Regions from separate parts of the Mus musculus genome. Here region 1 is linked to region 2. The links are chromatin loops, found by intact Hi-C in ENCODE. Cell type or tissue: left cerebral cortex. All regions are shown on one strand. Links, peaks and the distances in the headings refer to the core of each region. The heading gives the core; the rest is flanking DNA. Region 1 overlaps Ankdd1b (ankyrin repeat and death domain containing 1B). Region 2 overlaps Cert1 (ceramide transporter 1).

Region 1 (5,381 bases), core at 286-5,285, 160 kb before region 2:
GTACTTATATTTAATAAATGGATTAATTAATTAATTAATTAATTAAAATTAGTAAATCTTTAAAAAAATTGAGATGTAGGGCTAGGGAGCTGGCTTCAGTTAATAAGGTGCTTACCACGCAAGCCACAGTGTGAAAGACTTGGCCATGTAATCCAGGGCTGAGAAGACAGGCAAGAGGATCCCTGGGGCTTGCTGGTCAACCAGTCTAGCTAAATTGAAAGCTCTGGACTCAGTGAGAGATCCTGTTTCAAAGACATAAGATAGAAAGCAGTCCTGACGTTAACCACTGGCCTCCAGGCCTCCATGTGCTACACACACACACACACACACACACACACACACACTCACACTCATACATACACACTCTCACGCAAGCATACACAGATAGATAGATAGATAGATAGATAGATAGATAGATAGATAGATAGATAGATAGATAGATAGATAGACAATGTAAGTGTGTTCCTGCCTATGAAGATGCAGTTCATGCCCATCTCAGGAATTCTGATGTTCCTATTGTACATGGCAGCCAATAGCGAAATCTCCACTGACATCTCAAAAAACAGGGCAGCCAGGGTGACTACCTTGTCAGTGATTTTCAGGTTGCAGCCAGCCTTCAGCAGTGTCTCCACCAGCTCCACATTTCCAAGATCAGCAGCTACGTGCAGAGGGGTCTGCCGCCTCTGCCATGAGAGAAGTAAACTGTCATGGAAGCACATGCAGGAGAGAATGCCATACAGGTTTTGGGGGGAAAATGTGTAAAGTACATATCCTCATGTGGGGGCACAGGGGACAGTTGTTGCAGCAGAATTTAAAATATTGAAAGATGGGAGGAAGTCATGGTTAGGGGCTGGTGAGATGGCTCAGTGGCTAAGAGGACTGACTTCTTCCAAAGGTCCTGAGTTCAATTCCTAGCAACCACATGGTGGCTCACAACCATCTGTACAGCTACAGTGCACTCATAGACATAAAATAAATAAATAAATCTTTAAAAAAAGACAAGTTATGGTTAGGTCATGGGCAGCCCCAACATCCAGAAATGACCTCAAGCTGCACTGTGTGAGCATTTCTAGATAAAAGCCTGGGACTTGTGAGACAGGTACCCACTACCACAGGAGTCATTTCCCTCATCTCTGGCAGAAGGGACATATGGCTACCTGAGGCACCTATCCATCCACGTATCAAAGCCCACCTGGCCTCCAGGCTCCCTCAGTGTCGCAAGTACCTGTTACACAGGTCCTGGCCCTTCCCACTCCACACCCTCTTCCCCTCAGCTACTAACGCTCCTTAGAATCCGCATGATTCTCTCGCTCTCTTCCTCTACCCCACCCCCACCCCCACCCCCTTGTTCTCTCTGTGCTCTGTCCTCTGTTTCTGGCTATTCTCTGCTCTCTGGCTGTCCACTATTCTCCCCCAGCATGCTCTCGCACTCTCCCACAGATGGCCCTGGCCATGTCCAGTCTGTTTTCTTTTCTCTCTGCTCTAGATTCTTCCAGACGTTTCTGAATGTTCTCTCTCTCTCTCTCTCTCTCTCTCTCTCTCTCTCTCTCACACACACACACACACACACACACACAGACACACACATTCACAATACCCCCACTAATGAAGTGGTCACATCAGCACTTTCTTTACTATGCCCCACCTCATACAGTTAGTTACACGTTTGGTAATGAGACATTATATAAACTATATATAAGTATATAGGAATGCTTGGCAACTATTAAATCAAGTCAGGAGCTAGGTGTGGTCATGATCTGTAGTTCCAGCTGCACAGGAGACTGGGGCTGAAGGACTTATTGAGCCTAGGAGTTTGGGACCCATCTGAGAAGTGTAATGAGAGCTTGTCGCAAAAGGTTCCTTTCAGTGCAAGGTACCCAGAGCAGTCAAATTCATAGACAGGAAGGACGGCATTTCCCAGGGCTTAGGGACTGGGAAATGGGAAGTTCTGTGATGTCACAGAACTGTACACATAAAAATAGTTTAAATGGTAACTAATGTTATATGCATTTTACTATAATAAAGTGGCTTCAAAGATTTTGATAAAAGGAAAAACTATGACATAGTATTAAAAGCTTTAGGAGGGATCTGGAGAGATGGCTCAGCAGTTAAGAGCACTAGCTGATCTCCCAAAGGATCCCGGTTCAATTCCCAACACCCACAAGCTCACAACTGTAACTCCAGTTCCAGAGACCCCCACACCCTTGCACAGACAAACATGCAGGCAAAACACCCAACACACATAACATGAAAACAAATCAATTTTAAAAATAAGCTTTAGGAGACACTACATCTGGCTAAGCTTAATCTATAAACTCAGGGAAAACAAGAAAAAATACATTGATACTATTAAAAATTATATTAAAGATGGGGGAGACTAAAGTCTACTTTATTGCCGTTTTTCGCTCTTTCTCCCATTTTCTACATTATTATGTATTAAGAATTAAAAGACTGAGTTTCTTAGCGGAGTCGCCGCTTTCTATCAAGAAGATCAAAGTGTAACCTATGATCATCACCCCGACCTCCTACAGAAAGGAGTGATGTGACGACATCTGTACAGACAGGAGCTTTGATATGATCCAGACCCACTCCTTCACCAGGCAGAGAAGCCCCTTCCCTGGGTCAAGAGCTGCACAACAGCTTGAAGCGCGAGGTCTCTTCCTACCAAAAAAGGCAAAGCCACGCTGCCATCAGAAAGCATGTAGAAAAGGCCGCCAGCAGGTGGCAGTGTGTGCCTCTCTGAGGGCTCCTCACCCAGCACAGGAACCAACAAGCCTACAGAGAGGTAAACACACCAGCACAGGACACAGGCACAAGTGTGCTGTGTCAACAAAAGCATGCTTTGACAATACCACTCTAAGTCAAGAACACAGGAAACACCACAACAAAAGCCGCCCTTCTTCAGTGGGGTCAAATGAACATTTACTTTCTAAAAACCATTTTTGTATATCCTGATTTTATATACTTTATGCAAAAAAATATATAAATTCCATTATTTTGTATGTATATTACTGATGTAACAAAAGTTTGAATTGATATGGTCAAATTGTGTAACTGATTGGCAGGCATGGATCAAGAATGGATCAAGCCAGTTCTGGAGAAGCCAAAATCATACATGAACACAAGGCTTAGTCTGTGTAGAAAAGATTTGAATCATTACTAAGTTTGAATATGCAAATACTTTTAATAACCAGGGAGATAGGCTCCCAGCTTGTGGGCTGGTGCGACACAGAGAGGGAGGCTGTCTGGAGGAGGGAGGGACAGACTGCCTGTAAATCTCCTTGCCCAGGTCAAAAATTAACCAAGAGGCTGGAGCTGGAAAAAACCTGAAGGGATCCAGTTGTGCTGTTTCAACAGGTAAGGAAATGGCCATAGGGGAGGTTGGGACAGCAGTGCTCTTGCACAAGGCTTTCCCTAATCCAGAAGGCATAGGTGGGGATGGCCTGGAAAAGAGCGACTCAGAGGCTGCTTGTGGCTCCCCACCCCCAGCCCCCAAGGCTTCCCACTGCCTGCATCCCTGGAAGAGGCAGCTAGAAGAGGCTGCCCCAGAGGCAGAAACAGCCAACTGCCTACTGCTTGCTGCTCTGCCCGTTCATCTCCATTGGTGACAGGTGGCTTTTACAGGGTATTTGATTCTGTCCCAGTCCACTGACTACCTGGTGAACTTTTTGTTTGTTTGTTTAATTCTAAGAGGTCTCTTTTACCTTCTAGCATAGGAAGATACTTAATGTGGAAACAAAGCTTCCTTCTTATGGGGACCAGCTTCAGGCCAAGGACAACATTTCACATTGCAGGAGTGGCTTTTGATTTAAAGAACTTCTGGCAATTTGCTTTGTCATTGTTTATCAGAAGCCCTAACTATGCCTATTAAAAAGGAACAACTTTATTACATACACCCAGAATCCCAGCTTTGCCTCTGCAAAAAGCAGCAGTGTGGGGACAGCAGAGAGGTTACAGAACGAATGAAGAAGAGTCACATGTTCATCCCAAGAATGGTTTTAGGCACCTTGAACCTAAGAGAACTTCCTGCTGACACGTTGTGTTGAAACCTGGAAATTTCATGTTGAAACACAAGAGAACAGTGTGTCCAGCCTGCTTACCTGATCTAAGACATCAACATCATGCCGAGCACTTAGTAAGCTGTTCACGACTGCGGGGCGGTTGTTGATAACTGCTAGGTGAAGAGGGGGCTCCTTAGACTGCAGAAAGAAAAGCACCAAGCTTCAGCATTCAAATCCCTGATCTCTGAGAGTTACAACAGTCCACCCAGTGTCAGATCCACAGGAAGCCCTGACCAGTCACCACCATCTGCAGGCTGCCTGTCACTCTGGGCAGACACAACAAGCACCTACTAAGGGCCAGGCTCTTCAGGGCCTAAAGATTTATCTTTTTAACGAAGTGACACAGCTATTTAGTTTCAAAGTTTAAGTGATTTAGAGGAAACGTCAACGGTGCTGGGGTGGCATGTACGTCGAGGGAGGACCAACCCTTCTGGAAGCTAGAAAAGGCTTCCTTGAAGAAATGACAGCTGAGCTCAAACACAGATAAGGACGTGTTAAGAAGGCTCAACTGAGGACTTCTCGAAGCCTTCAGAGAGCCAAAGGACAAAAGGAGTGGCCACAGAGGAGGAAATGTATACACGGCATTTCCTGAACAGATGTGAGCTGCAGGAAGTTCCCTAGATCCATGGCAGGGCGGTGTCCCTGCTTACGTGGGCCTCGGGGCTCCTCTGCGGAGTCTACCCATGGTGGGCTGTGACTAGTCTCAACAGCCTGCTCCTTCATCCCCTCACCCCACCTGGACCTCCTGATCCCTCCCCCTTCTTCCCACCCTCCCCTCTCTATCTCAGACCATCAGACACAGTCCATCACCATACTCTGTCTCAAACGTCCCTGCCATCTCACCTCCACCCAGTCACACTGGCTTGTGGAGCTCTCTGGGAGGAAAGAAGGCAACTCAGGACTGAGGAAGAAGCAATGTACTAAGGGAGAGGGGCAAATGAGTAGGGGAGAGTCAGGAAGTTGAGGACGGGAGTAGGTAGGAGGGGCGAGCAGACAGGGGTGAGTGCTGGCCTGAGTTTCTGGGGACAGAGTAGAGAGGAAGGATGCATGTAAAGGAAGCTGGTTGGGATAGCCTACAGCTCCACTCCAGTGCAGAGACAACGTCCGTCGGGAATAAGCATCAAGCCCACTCCACGAAGCCTCATGTGGTACTAACTAAACACTCAGCACCCCACATTTACCCTGGGGGGGTGACACACACCTTTGATCCCAGTGCTTAGGAGACAGAGGTAGGCAAATCTCTAAGTTCAAGGCCACCCTCATCTTTAAGAGTTCCAGGACAGCCAGAGCTACACAGAGAAACCTTATCTTAAAACAAAA
Region 2 (5,381 bases), core at 73-5,072:
TTCTGAGATTTCTTTTGTGGCTTTGTCTTTAACTCATAAGTGGTACCTTTGTAGATGACTGACAGTATCATGATGTCAAAAAGTTGGGCACTGTCTTAGGGTTTTACTGCTGTGATCAGACACCATGACCAAGGTAACTCTTATAAGGACATTTAATTGGGGCTGGTTTACAGGTTCAGAGGTTCAATCCATTATCATCAAGGCAGGCATGGTACAGGAGCTGCCGAGAGTTCTACATCCTCATCTGAAGGCTGCTAGGAGAATACTGGCTTCCAGGCAGCTAGGATGATGGTCTTAAAGCCCACACCCACAGTGACACACCTACTCCAACAGGGCCACACCTTCTAATAGGGCCATTCCCTGGGCTGAGCATATACAAACCATCACAGGCATCCAGGAAGGAAATACCTAAGGTCATCATGAAAACTTGGCAAAATGTTCACAGCATTCATCCTGGCAGTCACTTATTAGGTGTAACTCTACTTTTCAGGCAGTAAAAGAAACAGACAAATTCAACATTATGAAGATTGGCAGGTTTGCTGCATTAAAACACTTCATAGAGCAAAAAAGAACTTGTAGTTGGGAAAATGTTTTCATTTTCTAATAATACCCATTTTATACAGAGAATTTCTAAGACCTAACTACAATATTAAAAACAGTTCAGCAATGGACAAAGGACTTAATGATGATTTTAAGTAGTCTTGAAGGTCAGTGTGTAAGGAGACAAGCTTAGAGCCACAGTTGTAGTTACCACAGTTGAAAGGAGGGAGAAATGCTGTGCTGCTGGTTAACGCATACGGAGTTTCCGTTTCACACGATGAAGTGTCTGGAGTTTGTTGGTACAACAATGTGTGTGTGTGTGTGTGTGTGTATTGAATTGTGCACTTAAAAACATTCATCTTGATTCATATTTCAAAACAGGAATAAACCCACAAACACATGCTAGAGCAAAAGACTTATTTTATTGTATTACTGATATAAAATATTTAAGAGTAAATGAAAAGAGGTTAACATTCTATGCAGTTGTGTATCTGCTGTTAACAAGACCCTATTTAAGTACTGTGGGAAAGGTCAGATGGGAAATGCTGAGATCAACACTATGTAACAAGAAATAAAAGAAATAGATTGCTATTCTTCAGCCTGAGTACACAGGGGAGAAATTGTAGGAGGACAAAATCAAAGTGGTTAGAAACCTGTGCATCAGTCTGTCTCCCAGTCCCCTCGATGAGGATTTTTTTATTCTACCTGTGTAGAGCTTATGGATGGATGAGATACTCAAGGTGGACAAAAAATACTGGTCTTTAAGAGCTTTCGTTTCCTTCATTGACTTGACAGTAGCAATTTGTGACAGTACGTAAGTATGAAGCAGCAGCAGCAGGAGACCCTTGGGATTCTGAACTCTGTGCAGGCCTTGGGTATCAGAATCAGGGTATTACAGCACTTAGCTTGAGATCTGAGGGTCAGGGCCTGCACGGGCTTTTCTTTGTCCTTAGAGTATTTTACCAGCTCTGACTCTCCCTTACCCCTTCCCTTTTGTCTTTCCCTCATTGCCTCAACCCTTTCATTTCCTATTCTTTTCCTGCCCAGTTGCACCTCAGCTGTTGAACTGGTCCCTTGTCAGTCTGCCAGGACTTCCAATACTTTCCAAGCCTTTGTCTAAGAGTCTGGAGTCCATCACCAGGATACCTGGAGGAAATGTTAGAGATGGGCACATGAATCTGGAATTGAATCCCAGATCCTTTTCTAAGCAGTGTTGTGACTCTGAACACAGTGTATAAAGTCCAGTCATACAGTGAGGATAGCAAAGGAGTTAGGAACAACACTCACTGTCCAAAGGAGCCCTACCTCTTTGCCTTTACTGTTGCTTTTCCCATTGTATGATTTTCAGTGATGCTTTCTGGAGTAAATGTGTTAAAACATACTATTTAAAAAGATGTTTGGAGTTTTTTAATTATGTGAGGGTGGGGTATGGCATGTTAGTGCGGTGTCACTGAAAGCCAGAATAAGGTGTTTAGTTCCTGAAGTTGGAGTTAGGATGGTTGTTGACTACTGAAGCATCTGTCCAGCCACTCATATCCATTCTCTCTTAAGATACAGCATCTTGCTTCCTATAAGGTTTGTCTTCTTATAACATGGGTCCCAGACTGATGGATGTTGCAGTTCAGCTGCTTGGGCTTTTTAGAATTTCCATTTCAGAAAAAGTCCTATATTTTGATGTTAATATTTTTGTATTTTCTCTTTTCCCTTAATTTAAATCATGACTAGGTAATTTTTGACACCATATGGAAATGTTTGCCTTTTTCTTTGCTGTATTGCTTGATAGTGATCATTAATAGGAAAAATTATTTAAAGAAAATGCTTTACAATTTTAAATTCAATATTTAGTATATTTATATGCCACTTTTAGGGCTTAGATGATTTAATGATGCAAAATGATAGTTAAATTTATCTTCCATATAGTTAAACTATCAAACTGGCCTAGTAACTTTAAGATAAGTAAGTTTGTAGACAGTTCTACTATTTTATTAAGTTCATAGCTTTGAACTGTGTGATTTAATTATAATATTCTGAAATCTAAAAATCCCAAGCACATAGGATAAAGGAATTAGTCTAAAGGTTAAGATAGTTCTTTGACCAGTAGTAACCCCTGTCAGCTTTCCAGGCATACAATCTGAGTAGTATGCTAATGGCTCCCTCTACTGGACAGAAGAGCAGTTTCAGTTTGTTTGTTTTTTTAATTTTTTTGTTTGGAGGTTTTCGTTTTTGATTTGTTTTTGTCATTGTTTTTCTGTTTTCTTTTTGTAAGGATTGAATGTTTAAATATAATGTAGGCATAATCTCATTACTGTGATATTTAGAGAGAAACCATGTCTTATATATGATATTTGTAACTTGTAATGTATCCCTAGCCAGCTGTCATTTTAAACTCTGGCAAAGTTGAGAAAGAAGAGGTTTGTGTTGCAGGACAGTGAAAGGGGGACTTTTTTTTTTTTAACTGATTCACTTTACATTCCATTCACTGCCTGCCTCCTTGGCACCCCTTCCAACAATACTCACCCCCTTTCCCTTTTCCGAGCAGATAGGGCCCCCTAAGGATCACCCTACCCTGACACATCAAGTGTCTGCAAGGCTAGGCGCGTCCTCTCCCACTGAGGCCAGACAAGGCAGCCCAGCTCAAAGAACGTATCCCACAGACAGGCAACAGCTTTAGGGATAGCCTCTGCTCCAGTTGTTCAAGATCCACCCAAAGTCCAAGCTGCACATCTGCTACATATATGTGGGAGGCCTAGGTCCAGCCCATGTATGCTCTTTGGTTGGTGATTCAAACTCTGAGAGCCCCAAGGGTCCAGGTTAGTTGACTCTGTTGGGCTCCTGTGGAGTCCTGTCCCCTTTGGTCTGCCATCCTTCCCCTGCTCTTCCGTAAGAGATCCCAAGCTCCATCCACTGTTGGCTGTGGGTCTCTGCATCTGTCCAAGTCAGCCGCTGTGTGGAGCCTCTCAGAGCAGCCATGCTAGGCTCCTGCCTGCAGGCATAACAGTATCATTAATAGTGTTAGGGAGTGGTGCTTGCCCATGGGATGGGTCTTAAGTTGGGCTGGTTATTGGTTGGCCAGTCCCTCAGTCTCTGCTCATCCCCTGTGCCTATATTTCTTGTAGACAGGATAAATTTTGGGTTGAAATTTTTGTGGGTAGGTTGGTGTCTGTATTGCTCCACTGGGGTTCCTGCAAGGCTGCAGGAGGTAACCTCTTCAGGTTCCATAGCCCCAATGAGAGGGGGACTCTTTTTTTTTTCCTTTGTATTGAGTCTTTGTGAATTTCACACCATGTCCCCCAATTGCTCTCATCTCCCGGTCCCTCCATGTCCACCCTCTGCCTTGCAGCCTCCCCTGAAAGGGCTGGGAGGTGTCCTAAAGCAAATATTGGGAAAGGAAAGGAAAGGAAAGGAAAGGAAAGGAAAGGAAAGGCCTCCCTTTTGTAACTGGTTATATCTGGGTAGAACTGGGGATTTTCACAATACTCATAGGTAGGTGATTAAAGGTTGTGAGTTCAGCTTCTTTCCTGTGGGAGAATGAGAGAGATGGAAAGACCAGCATTCCTTTCAAGGATTAGCCCTAAAGCAGCACCAGTGAGCGGAACACTGTGTTGTTATAGTGACTGTAATTTCTCCCCATTTTCTTCTACCTCTACCATACTCTTCCCTCAAAAAAAAAAGCAGATATTTCAAATTCAAATTAATGTTGCTTTGATTGTTGTACGCAAAATTACTATTCATTTAGAATTTTTACTTGTCTAACAAAGGTTTTCTTTTCATATTGGCATCTTTGGTAGATTTGACTTGAAAGAAATAGAAAATCAATTTAGAGCACTATGTTTATGTATTAAAGTGGCTGTCTAGCTATTCCTTTAATATGTGACTGTTCTTGATATTTTATTCTACAGCTCTCATTTTTGTTAAAACTATTGCAATTAACAGATCTAGAACAACAAATCTTCATTATTTATATTGAGTAACAATGAAATTAGGATTTGTTCGTTTACTAGACTGATTTTCATAATTTATCATGGAATTTATTTTAGGGAAGTTATTAAAGACAAATACTCTAATCATAATGAACATCCATGTGTTATTCATGATTTAACATATATTACACCAGTATTGTAGTAGAATCTGGTTTTATCATGTCCTTGTCATAAGATGGTATTGCCTGTTTTAAGATACTGGAGCTTGGAGAAAGAGAAGCTCTAGAAGCTGTAGTGTGAGAAACCTTTAGTAAAGCTTTTCCTTGTTTGATAACAAGGCCTTCAAAAGCCTCACTACCATTTACTTCTCTGCCCGAGACTTCTGGGTGTGAGCAAAAACCGAGAAGAGTGGATTCATTTGCATTTCAAGGCCACATTGTTGAATTTTGAATATTTTTAAAATGTCTATAATTTGTATCTTTAAAATTGGACTGTAAATTGTAGAGAGCTGTTTTATTTAATTTCTGCTTAGAAATGACTCTCATAGATATCTGCGATACTTAATTTCTGAAAGTCTTTAGATTTTGTTGTCTGTTAACAGATTTTCTTATTTCTAATTTCAGTCTTCGGCAATTACCAAACCCATTCTAGTAAAATGTAGAAATACTAAACTTACAAGTTAGTATTCTTGTGAAAACAGAAGAAAAAACTCAAACAGCCTTAAGGGCAAGTGGAACACCTACCTGTAGGATTTATATTCTACCAGTGGATATCATTAAGAGATAAGAAGCCTTACTCTGTCAGCTCCATGATTGCTGTAATTACAGGTTCCTTTTGGTGTGATCCTGTGATACTCAAATGGACTTACAGGCTTATTTATATTCTCTAATTTTTTACTGATTTTAGTTTATTTGCAGTTTG

Evidence for each region. A loop is a pair of places that touch in the nucleus more often than their neighbours do. Peaks named below come from ENCODE experiments on the same cell type or tissue, not always from the same donor. Only the 100,000 strongest peaks of a DNase experiment are listed, where the experiment ranks them.
Region 1: it touches region 2 in a loop (8-fold over the local background); 36 of 42 quality-filtered maps call a loop at or near these places.

What each region holds. Positions count from the first base shown.
Region 1 is chr13:96,429,202-96,434,582 of GRCm38, forward strand. Ankdd1b (ankyrin repeat and death domain containing 1B) reads right to left here. Exons shown (of 15, transcript NM_001369169.1): 10 at 4,101-4,199; 11 at 585-683. Among named protein-coding and RNA genes, the nearest start is that of Ankdd1b, 39 kb to the right of the region's middle. In left cerebral cortex, for the core only: a CTCF peak has its summit at 2,728 (motif pointing right); a DNase peak (open chromatin) is centred at 2,724.
Region 2 is chr13:96,591,149-96,596,529 of GRCm38, forward strand. All of the region lies in intron 3 of Cert1 (ceramide transporter 1), which reads left to right. Among named protein-coding and RNA genes, the nearest start is that of Gm46436, 22 kb to the left of the region's middle. In left cerebral cortex, for the core only: a CTCF peak has its summit at 2,705 (motif pointing left); a DNase peak (open chromatin) is centred at 2,666; H3K27ac peaks cover 733 bases.